Regions from separate parts of the Homo sapiens genome. Here region 2 is linked to region 1. The links are chromatin contacts, found by Hi-C or POLR2A ChIA-PET in ENCODE. All regions are on one chromosome and are shown on one strand. The core of a region is the stretch at or near the end of the contact, and the rest is flanking DNA. Distances in the headings are between cores, read along the strand shown.

Region 1 (5,389 bases), core at 238-2,737:
CTTTGATGGGCCCCTGGTGAATAGAATATGATCTTTGTTCACAGGAAGCTCACAATGAACTTCCAAAAATCACATGAACTGGATGGTAAATACCAGTCAAAAGCTAGGGAAGATGTGATTTTGGAGAGACCATAACAGGCAGGAGAAGAGCTGGTGAGAGAAGAGGCACTCCCAAGAGAGAAAAAAGACTCGGTGGCCTGAAACAGCCTGGTATATTTCTCCATATGTTTCTCACTTTAATTAGCAGCAACTTTTCTCACTAATACCTAAAATAATATTCTTGCAATCAATGGCATAATAGACTTGATGAGATGCAAGAATTGAAAACCAACAATAGTTTGGTGCAGCAGGAATAGTGGGTGATCGTAGGGCATAAGGTGACCTTTCCTTGGAATTCGTCCTTGAGGAGTCTCCATTCCTATGACCCCAGTGATCATAAACCTTGGATGCTGTTTCCTTTCCCTGAAAATTCAACTCCATCATTAGCATTTGTTTTAATCCGTGGCTTAGAAGGATAAATGCAAAGCGAATGGGGCAGCTTGAAACCAGCCTGCTTCTTTGTACTTACACATATGGGCTTTTCTTCTGAATTTCACTCAGAGAAATCCCATCAAGGACTCTTATGACAGTTGTGGCTTCTCAGCACTGCTGGCTAAAATTGGAAAATCATTAGCTAGATAAAAAGAAGCAAAAAAAATTATCTGTCTCTGAACACTGGGTGAGTCTTACCGCTATCGTCACTTTGCCCAGTGAAGAGTTATGATGATCAAAAGGACCCTGCAGGAAAGGCCATAATGGGGTTTGAAATCATGAACACCCAGGTTGGGCTCAGCTCTGATCTGGAGTCCTGCTCATTCAGCCATCTCCGCCTGTCTCCAGTGGGCTCACCTCCCCTTCCAGTTGAATTGTTAATTTCAGGTGTGCAGTGAGATGTGTTCTGAATCCTTTAGCAGCAAAAATGGAGAAACTGACTTTTCTACAGTTTCTAATAAGAGGTTTCGCTTCCTTGACAGGCTAACGAATGTTTTTCCTGGGAGAGATGCACGGGCAGAGTAATTCCTCCCATTACAGACTATTCTCTGGCTGCTAATAAAAGACCTGGCTCTGTTAAAGTGAATTTGTCAGAGTTGCTGTTCATTTAGGAAGTGAGAAGAGGGGGCGAGAGCTATGCATTTTGCTCAGTGGTCACCATCTGAAATCTCACATATGGAAAATCTCTTCTCACCTGGTATCTGAAAATAATGAGTACAATAGAAACAGACACTCCTGGTAGCACAGGAAAAGAAGCAAATGGGCCCGAATAAAAACAGCTGCCAGAGGGATCACATCTGGCCACATACCTCAGGTAGACTGCAGACTGGGCCAAGGAATCCTTTTGATGTGAAACAGGCTCTTGAAACTCTAATTATAATCATATCTGTGCTGGCTGGAAATACAGCCAACTGCAGAGAGTGGTCTATTAGATTTCCCATTTGTCTGAAACCCACACTTTGCTGAAAAGCCTTGAAAGCACCTGGCAGTTGTCAGAGCCACAGTCAGCATGACTATACTTCCTTTTTGACCCTGAGTAGAAGCATGAATAATTCATCACATTGCTAGAGTGTACCTTACGGTTTTCAAAATGTTTTTTGCATATATTATTATCTCATTCAAACTTCACAACAACTCATAGATCTACGAATTATTACTCTCATTTTACAGATGAGCACATGGAGGCTGAGTGGATAAGTACCTTGCCAAGTATACAGCTAGTAACAGGGGAAATTGAGACTTGAACACAATATTTGGTGAAAAGAAAAGAAGAAAGAAAGGTGTAAAAATAATCACCTAAAATGTATCTTACTGCTGGCCTTGTTTCCCTAAGATGCTAGTTACTCAGAGAGCATGGCACACAACGCCGGTGTGAATCTCATTGCACCTTACCCTTTCTTTCTTCTGCTTCCTCATCTTAGAGTCTGGACATGGATAGAGAGAGACAAAGGAGGAGAAAGAGAATGGAAAGGAGGAAAAGGAAGGCTACCTAAGGTGCTCTGGTATAGTAGAGAGTAGAAGAATTGGGAGGTCAGAGAGACCTGGACTCAAATACCCCTTCTATTACTTATGAATTGGTGCATTTGGTAGGATTTTGGCACCCATGGAATGGAATAACAATGCCCCTTGTTTGGTATATTGGAAACAGCCACATAGTTTTTGCACTTCCTCCCATGAAGTGATGGTGTCTATATCCCAGCCCTTTGAATCTGGCCTTGTGACTTGCTTTGACCAGTATGTGAAGGAAGGGACAGTGTGTCAGATTGTAACTGAGTCCTCCAACAGCTTTTCAGCTTCCACTTTTGCCCTCTTTGACACTGCAGCTGTGAGCCTGAGCCAACCTGCTGGAAAGGCCCCATGACGGAAAACCGAGGTGCTTCAGCCAGCAGATCACCTAGATCATTCCAGATCACCCTGTCCCTGCCATTTCATCATCTACCAGCTGAGCGCAGCTGCAGGAGTGAGCCCCAGGAGACCAACTGAAGAATTATCCAACTGTGCCCAGCTCACAGAATATCTTGGGCTCATAAATGATGGTTGTGTAAGTGTGGGGTGGTTTGTAATACAGCAAAGGCTATCTGTACATCTGGCAAAAGTGTCATGAGGCTTACGTGATACCACACATAAAATGCACATGGTGCCTGGCATGGAGCAGGCATTTAGCAAACATTAGTTCCTCTCCCGTCTACTAAGGCCACCACAGGGAAGACACATCTTCTCCACGAACTCTTTGAAAAATAAAGGCACAGAAGCTCATCTTTGAAAAATATGTTGCATTATCAACAACATTTTTACTTTCATAGGGCTGAATCTTCTTTTATTGCAGACAACTAGTGTTTTCATTACATTTGAGTAGATTAGACTCTGTGGCCTAACCTAACTACTACTTGAAACATTTTTTTTTTATGAGAAAATGCTCAGTGGGTTCAAAATTGCCAACGTTGCCAAGAACATTGTCAACCAGAGAGGCACTGTTTTGGGCAATTAGTGGTGAAAACAAAGGCTTAGGGCATTGATAAGTGAGCAAAGCCCAAGCAAGGCGTGAGAAGAAATGAGCAGGCTGTGTTAAGAGACATAAGGTGACTGGTTTAGCTGATTTAGAAATATACTAAAAATGAAAGTGAAGATGTCAGGACACATTCATCCTGTCATTTATTCAACGTGTACTTTTCAGCACGTACTATGTGCCCAGAAGCTTGAAGAGACACATATGAATAAAAGAAGTCACAGACAGGTGGGGCAAACTGATATCTAAATAAACAATCCCAGAAACCCGTAAGTATTGTGATAGAGGAACCTGGTAGTGCTTTGGGGACACACTGGTGTAATCTCTCAGTGATAGCCTCTCAGAGGAGCTGAGTCTTAAGGGATAGGAGGAACTCATTCATCAGAAAAAGGAGAAAAAGCTTTCCTACTCTTAAAAAAGTGTAGGATTTTTTAAGAATTGGAGGTAAGAAATAGAAGAGTTGGCCAAGGCTAAAATTCAGAGTCAGTGGGAATGGAAGAGTGAGAGAGGTAGGAAGGGGCTAGATTGTGAAGCACCTTGAAGGCCATACTACAGACTATAGGCTTCAAGAAGTAGTCTAGAGTGCAGACTGTGAACTAATGGTTTTCAATGTTTTGCTCTGTATCTTCTAAAATAAATTTGAAAAACTACAAACTTACACATTTTAATGGATATCAAGAAATTATTAATGGATATCTATCTAGTTACAAAAGATATAAATTTGGACAGACTGTAAATATTACAGTGGAACTGTTACAGTAACCTTCTATGTGTATCCAAAGGTATCTAAATACTATAGTGACTTCTACCTAGTCTCATCCACTTAAAAATGAGACTTTAATCTTATTTCACACTGATTAATTTTGCATTGATAATTCCTCTTCTTGAATTGAAAAGCCCACCTCCTTGAATTCTTCTTCAACCACAGAATTTTATCCAAATTTAATGTATTTTTATAGTTGAAATTATTTTTTTGATCACACTATTGATCAATAAAGTATTAGTATTGATCTCAATACTAAAAACGTGTATAAAACTTAAAAATTTTAATTTCCTGTGATACTTCAAGTTTGGAGTCTGGATTGAGCTTTCTTTGTTAGTAAAATTAGCTTATCTAAGCAACAGATTGCCAATTTGATAAACTATTATTAGGCGATAAAGGTAAAATGTTATTGGAATTGCACCTCTTAATGACATTTTTGAGACTTTTTAATTGGTACCTATGTCTGTTGAGAAATACCACTTATTCATGTAAAGTGACAAAGTTCAGCATCACTTTTGTTCCTCTTTTTCATTGTTAAACACGTAAGTACTGAGAAACATGTTTACTTGAATAAATAGATCAGAATTGAAGGACCTTTGATATAGCAATGTCACAGAATTCTTTGAACTTCTTCTGAGGTAAATGCCAAACATGTTGGAGTGAACTATCATTGAACATTATTTTAAATGGTCTATAAACTGACAATTTCATTAAGTTCCCCTTCCATTTTACTGGAAGCAAAGAACTAGATACTACCTGACTTATAAAAATACGTTAAATCAATCATCTTTTACTTTCTCATTTTTTTGTGGGGGGAGTATGCAAAAAAATTTATCGCAGTTACTATTTTACTTAGCAAGACCCTGTGAAAGCCTAATGCACTCAGGGCCAGGTGTGGTGGCTCACGACTGTAATCCCAGTGCTTTGGGAGGCTGAGGCGGGCGGATCACCTGAGGTCAGGAGTCTGAGACCAGCCTGCCCAACATGGCAAAATCCTGTCCCTGTTAAAAATACAAAAAATTAGCCAGGTGTGGTGGCATGCACCTGTAATCCCAGCTACTTGGGAGGCTGAGGCAGAAGAATAGCTTGAACCTGGGAGGTGGAGGTTGCAGTGAGCCGAGATTGCACTCCAGTCTGGGTGACAAGAGCAAAACTCCATCTCAAAACAGAACAAAAAACCACTCAGAAATAACTGGATAATGAAAATATTGTCCTTTTCAATACACTTTTGTCTATACTATATTTTAAAAAAAATCCTTTATCTTAAGGTGTGCTTTATATACATTTTTGTCTAATGTTGGAGCTGAGATTTACTTCATTCAAGTTATAAAAAATGTCCTCTGTATAAACCAAAATGACAAATCCATATTTTATTATTAAAGAAATTAATCAATCGATTTTTTCTTTCAGAAGAATGTAACTTCATTTTTCAACTCACTTCAATATTTGCATTCTAAGGCCAATAGTTAGACATAAAAAGATATAGAGAATGGGATAGATGATAGAAAAATGAATGGATGAGTGGATGGATAGATTGATGGATGAATGGTTTCAAAGAGGATAGACAGATGATGGATGGAATGGATATA
Region 2 (5,815 bases), core at 2,239-4,738, 91 kb before region 1:
TGGCAAAGATTGCCAGCTGTCTCCAGAAGCTGGAAGAGAGGCATGGAATAAATGTTTTCACAGACCCCCAAGAAGGAACTAACCCTGCTGACATCTTGATCTCAGACTTCCAGCCTCCAGAATTCTGGGGCAATCAATTTACGTTGTTTTCAGCCACCCAGCTTGTGGTACTTTGATATGGCAGCCAAGGAAACTAATACATGGCTTGAATCGGACAATATGCTTGTTGCTTTTATTATTCAAAGGGCTAAGACATGAACCCCTTTACTATGTTTACTTTCAAAATAATTCCTAGAACAAACAAATGTGTTCAAACGCAGCAGCAGTCATCCCATGATATCCTGTATATTTTCTGTGGGTCTCTGAGCTTCCTCTGCTCCTCCTTCTTCAATTGCCTCCTCCTTCCACACATGCCACGAAACCTCCATCCTTATTCTTATCCTAAGTGTGATTTCCAGCACGGTAGGGGCTGGAAGAGGGAGGAGTTGGTCAGGAAGTATGGCGTCCTGGGATGCACCTGTATTAATGATGATTTATCCTCTTTAAAAACCAGAAACAACCCCATAGAAAGAAAGCTCCCAGTAAATCTCAGAGGACCATGCAGTCTCAGTGACAGGTACTTTGTCACCCCTTAGCATTCAGCACCCACCACTTTCTGCTCGAGACTCCACCATTACTGTGACTCAGCTATTATCTGTTTGAGTTTCTATTTCTCCTGCCACTACAAAGCAAAACTTTTCTCTGTGTTTTATCTTATTTTTCCCTACATCTTTCTGCTTACAATGTGTGTTTACTGTAGGATGAGAATATTCATTCTGCCAGACAAGACAAGAAAAACAAATAGAATGGATGAAACTCACAAGATATGTTTAGCAGAGATAGTGAGTAAGCAAGTGGCTTGCGAGATGCAGGCAGAATTTATGAGCTGTGTTGAGTCAGTAACCTGCAAAACACGTTGAAACTTACAAGAATGATATGGTTCTTTTCCACCCCACTCCCTCACCTTTTTCTCTGTCATCCGTGCAATGGCAACTCCAGACTTGGGAAACTGGATGAGGAACTAGGTTTCTGATTCTGTCTGGGACTGCTCTCCCTTTCACAGGAAGGAGTTAGACAAGAACTACGCAGGCATAGGCATACCCTCTGTAGCCTGGCACACTAAGGGAGGGGTAAATAATTCTGAAGTGTGCCAGCAAAGTAGAGAAAGGGCTTTGCTCTAGAAATCGGATGATCTGTCTTCTGCGTCTGGCTCTACAAATACAAAGAAGAAACACAAATCAAGAAAACTCCATGATTGGATCTGACACCACTGGAAATAAGTTCCATACCCCCGGCAACCCTCATTCTCGGTCAGGGGTGGGTGATGAACTTCTTGTCTTCAGTGGCGGAAGAGGGGATGTCGAGAGGAGGGGTAGGGTAGGTGGGAAAACGGCAGGCAATCCTGTCTTGGGAAGTGGGATCTCCATGTTGCTAACACTCTCCAAGCTCAGTTCTCTGTGGATTAATCTGAAGAAATGGGACTCAGCTACCTGGGAGATTCCTGGAATCCTTGCTGATATCTCAGAAACTAGTTAGTCTTGGAATCATCCCCATTAGGATTTCAGCTGGAGTGGACAGTGGCTGGTGCTGAATCACAACTGGGGCCAGGGTGAGTTTGTATTCCTCAGCGGGAGCCCTGGAAGGCCCAGGCAGACCAGGTCACTCGATGAACTTCAAAATATAGCAAACCTGTGCTTTCCTGGTTGAATGTTTTAGACTTCACTTCTGGTGTTAAGCCAAGGCTTTACTGTTATTAGTGTGCAAACTTGGGGAAGATGTATTTCAGTTTCAGTATCTCCAATGACTATAGAAATATCACCTTATTTACTTCAGCAAAACTGTGAGGAAGACCAAAAGACACAGTCAGAAGCAGGTTGACAAGTCAGAGCCCTACTATGTGAAGCATCATGTTTAGGGCAGACCACCTAGTGTCCCTTTCCAAGTGAACTGTCCCAGGTTTAAGAGGAGTGACATTTATTTGCCAGATAATAGAAAAGGTTTGAGCACACTAATAGAAGCCTTGGCATATTTTTTTTCCTTAGTAAATTTGGTAGATAAAAATGAAAAGTAGTGGCTATTAATAGCAAATGTTTTATAGACCCTAGCAAAAAGAGAATGTTTAAGTCCTATCACATTAAACACTAAAAGCCTTATTCACGCAACATTATATCCAAGATACTTCAGGCATTTGAGGCAGGAGGAATGCAAATTAAGATTTTCCTCATCAACTCCTGCTTATTCCTCTTGAGCATTTATGTTCTTAGGAAACTCGTTTTAAATGTACCTTAAATGTACATATGTGAAAAAGACTGAATATTTACCAAGAAAAATTTTCCAAACTTAAAGAGCGTGAGCAACCTAGTGAGTGTTAGATCACTACCGCATTGCTTCAAAATTTCTTCTGACCTTTATCAATGATAGATATTTATTTTTACAGCATAGTTGGCACATGTTTACTATTTTGTGTAATAGTTTCATTTAACGTTTCCCTGTGTGTGGGTATGTGTGTGTGTATTTCCATGCATCGAGAAAGCCCACTGGTTCCCATTTTTGATGGATATTTAGTAAATACAATAATTCGAATTTGGTAATATTTTAAGCCCTAATGTCAGCAAGCAATTGATGTTCTTAAAGCTTTGTTGTGTGGGAGAAAGAGAGTAATGACACCAATCCCTCATTCATCTGATTCTGCCAGTCTTCCAGCAAAGCAGGGAGTATCCTCAGTGCCTTTCCTTCACTGTTTACATTTGGGCTCTCTCCATCCTGCACTGCTGTGGACAATCTACACAGTATATTCCCTTTTCTATTACATGTACCTGCATTAGACCTGAATGGATTATTTTCAAACAGTACAAAGTCACTTGGAGGAATCTAAGTAACTGCTGTTGGAAAAAGATAAAAAATGTCATCACCAGTTAAATAAGCATTGTTTTATCCATTCCCCAGAATTAAAGTCTCAAAGCAGATGGGGGATTGTTACTTTACCAAAAAAAGAAAATAGCTCTTGGGTTGGTATTTTTAATAACGCTGGAGAGTTTCAAGGCCCGGGAATCAAAGACAAGGGCTACCTGCTTAGCGTTGGAACCATGGGTCTCCCAGTTCCGCTAGTTGGCTCCTCCTCCGTCTGTCCTGCAGTGGCGCTTGCAGAAGGTAAGCAGGGTTCCTCCTGCTTTCTGCCTCTCAGTCCCACCGTGCCACCACACTGCCTCCCATCTGCTCAGGTCCCCACCGCTCCCATTACCTTAGTGCCTTTCTTGTGGGAGCACCACATTATGCAACTTTCAGAGCCTTCCTTGGCTTTCACACACACTTTCCTGCCAGACTCCCATTTCTGTAGCCTCTGCTGCATGAATCTGTCCTACAAATAAATGTCTAACCTACTCATGATGCTTGGATGTGCTGTTTCCCAGATAACTTGCATTAAGCGAGAGTGGGGAAGAGAACTAATGCGGGGTTCCCCTTATGTGCCAGGCACTGAGACAGGAAAAACTTGCACAAATTGTTCAATTCAATTACACAACTCTGTGAGGCAGCCTTCCTCCCTCCTCTCCTCCCTCTCTCCCTTCTACAAACACTTTAGAGCAACTACCATGTATCAGATTGGATATTCCCTCTAATAAAGAACAAGTATTCACACCTCAGACAAACAGCAGCAAATTAAATGACCAACCCTTAACCCAGTGAGAGGCTCTGGGAGGGCCCCTCTTATGATGAGCACCTTCCCTTGTTGATTCAGGCCCCTGGAGGACTTCTGTGTTTTCTGTTGTTGAAAGAATCCCTTATGCAAGGCAGCGCAGGGCCCAGGACTGCTCTGGTCTGAACTCAGATATGTCTGGCCTGACATATCCCGGGGAAAGGCCCCCGGGAGACGGCGCACACCACTGCTTGGGATGACTTGCCAAGGTCATAGATCTGGTAAATAGTAGGGCTGGGATTTGAGCCCAGGTTCTGGTGGAACAAGAAAGGGAGAGGTGTAGAGCAGGCCGGGTCAGCACCATCCTCAGCTTCCCATAGCCCACTTGTATCTGGTCCTTGCTTTGCCCCCAAGCTGCCAAATCCCATAAAATCACAAAATGGGCCAAGCTGGGCTAGATAGTCCTTGAACGTGAGGCTTCCTGGTTGCCTGTTTAGGGGGCAGTCTCCCAGATACTGCTTTGGGTGAAAAGTTCTGAAGTCCACAGATGATTTGAGAGCTGCCGCCATCTTTTCCTTCTCTCTTTCTCTTGTATGGAGACCGTGTCTAATTTATGAAGAGTGCAGAATGAATATTTTGGGGAAAAATACTGAAACCATATGTGACCCTACACAGAAACCCCCACACACCCTACTCTTCTGCACCCAGGGCCTGTCTGGCCTGACATACCCAGGGGAAAGGCCCCCGGGAGATGGCGCACACCACTGCTCTGGAGGTCTGCCTTCCAGTGGGGTCTGGCAGAGGAAGTTCTGGGAGAATAGAGAGAGGATATATCATCTGGTTTCTGCCTCTGTCATCTCAGGCTTAACTAGATTAGGTAGCACAGTTCTCATAAACTAAGGCTTTAATATAGACAACTTCAAGAAAGTAATTTAACTCTGTGCATTTGATTTGTAAACCTTATAATCTCCCGTGTGTGAGATGAGTCTCATATTGAGGGAAAGTCCCTGTGGCCCTATGATTCATTATACACACAGAGGCACACAGAGGAAAAGAGGGAGGGAGAGGGGGGAAGGGGAGGGAGAGAGAGAGAAACATCAGGCACCAGACTGTGCTGGGCACTCTGTTGGACTCCATACCAGGCAGCTGTGGGCTCCTTCTTCATGGGACTCACCGTCTAGAGGAGCACAGACAATAAACACTTCCCATCTGGGTAACCTGGAAGTCTTTCCTTAATCCTTCTGTGCTTCAGTTTCATTACCAATAAAAATAGCTTAATAATAGTACCTATCTCATTGGGTGGTTGAGAGAATTAAAAAAGATAATCTATGCATGACGTTTAGACTTGTAAGAGCTCAATAAATGTTAGTAGCATTAAGGGCAGTCCAGAGTACTGTGTCAGCACATAGAAGGGACATCTGCCCCACATGTGGGGCTTTCAAGAAAGGAGTCTTGAAGGAAGTCTTATCTAACGTGTGAGTCCTGGAAGGCTAGGAAGAGAGAACCAAGCACAGAGGGGCCAGGGGGAAATAGTTCCAGTATTGCTAACACCGCATGCAAAACCTCAGGGCTAAATTCATCATATCATATCCAAAGGAGACCAACAAACACCAAGTATTACAGTTACACATTTTCATGTAACAGGTAATCCCCAAATTTAGTGACTTAAAATGTACTACACACCAGCAGATCAGTAGCAATAACTACTCAGCACCTGGTACGATGCTTATTCGATGCACATTCAACTTCAGCGAAATAAGTCACTTTCAGGGAAAAAGTAGAGCCTTTCCTCTTTGACCCTCTGCCAGTACAAAAGCTTATGGGGGCAGTGAATAAACAATCAAATAAAAAATTCTAGCAAAATATGACAAGTAAATACAAAGAGGACAAAATGGCAAATAACACTCCATGTTTCATCATTTTGCTTGAATGCAGCTCTTTTTATTTATTTATTTTTACCTTGTCAGCTCCTCTTAGTTTCTTTCTTTTCCTTTTCTATTATTTATTACTTAAGCTCTAACCCTATGATTTATTTATTCAATGAATGAGTCGAGGGATGCATTTCTCTCACTGCCGCATACCAAATGAGAACGCATTGTACAGTTAAACTCTTTCTACTGAATTCCCTTCCTTCCATTGTTT

The links. Hi-C counts contacts between places; a loop is a spot of excess contacts on that map. ChIA-PET counts read pairs that join two places held with the same protein, here RNA polymerase II (POLR2A). Pooled maps may share reads with other maps.
Region 2: a pooled map shows a loop between it and region 1 (3-fold over the local background). The contact joins the promoter of AOAH-IT1 here to the enhancer-like site in region 1. A Hi-C loop is called at or near these places in 3 of 50 pooled maps. POLR2A ChIA-PET finds 5 or more read pairs at or near these places in 2 of 52 experiments (RWPE1 and activated T-cell).

The regions. Positions count from the first base shown.
Region 1 is chr7:36,689,529-36,694,917 of GRCh38, forward strand. All of the region lies in intron 1 of AOAH (acyloxyacyl hydrolase), which reads right to left. Among named protein-coding and RNA genes, the nearest start is that of AOAH, 32 kb to the right of the region's middle. Within about 2 kb of position 1,488, at least 2 of the 41 ENCODE cell types and tissues checked have a DNase peak (open chromatin) inside an H3K27ac peak, as active enhancers do.
Region 2 is chr7:36,596,632-36,602,446 of GRCh38, forward strand. It overlaps AOAH-IT1 (AOAH intronic transcript 1), which reads right to left and starts at 3,489. Exons shown (of 3, transcript NR_046764.1): 1 at 3,112-3,489; 2 at 1,530-1,675; 3 at 1,203-1,251. The region is part of intron 11 of AOAH (acyloxyacyl hydrolase); the gene reads right to left.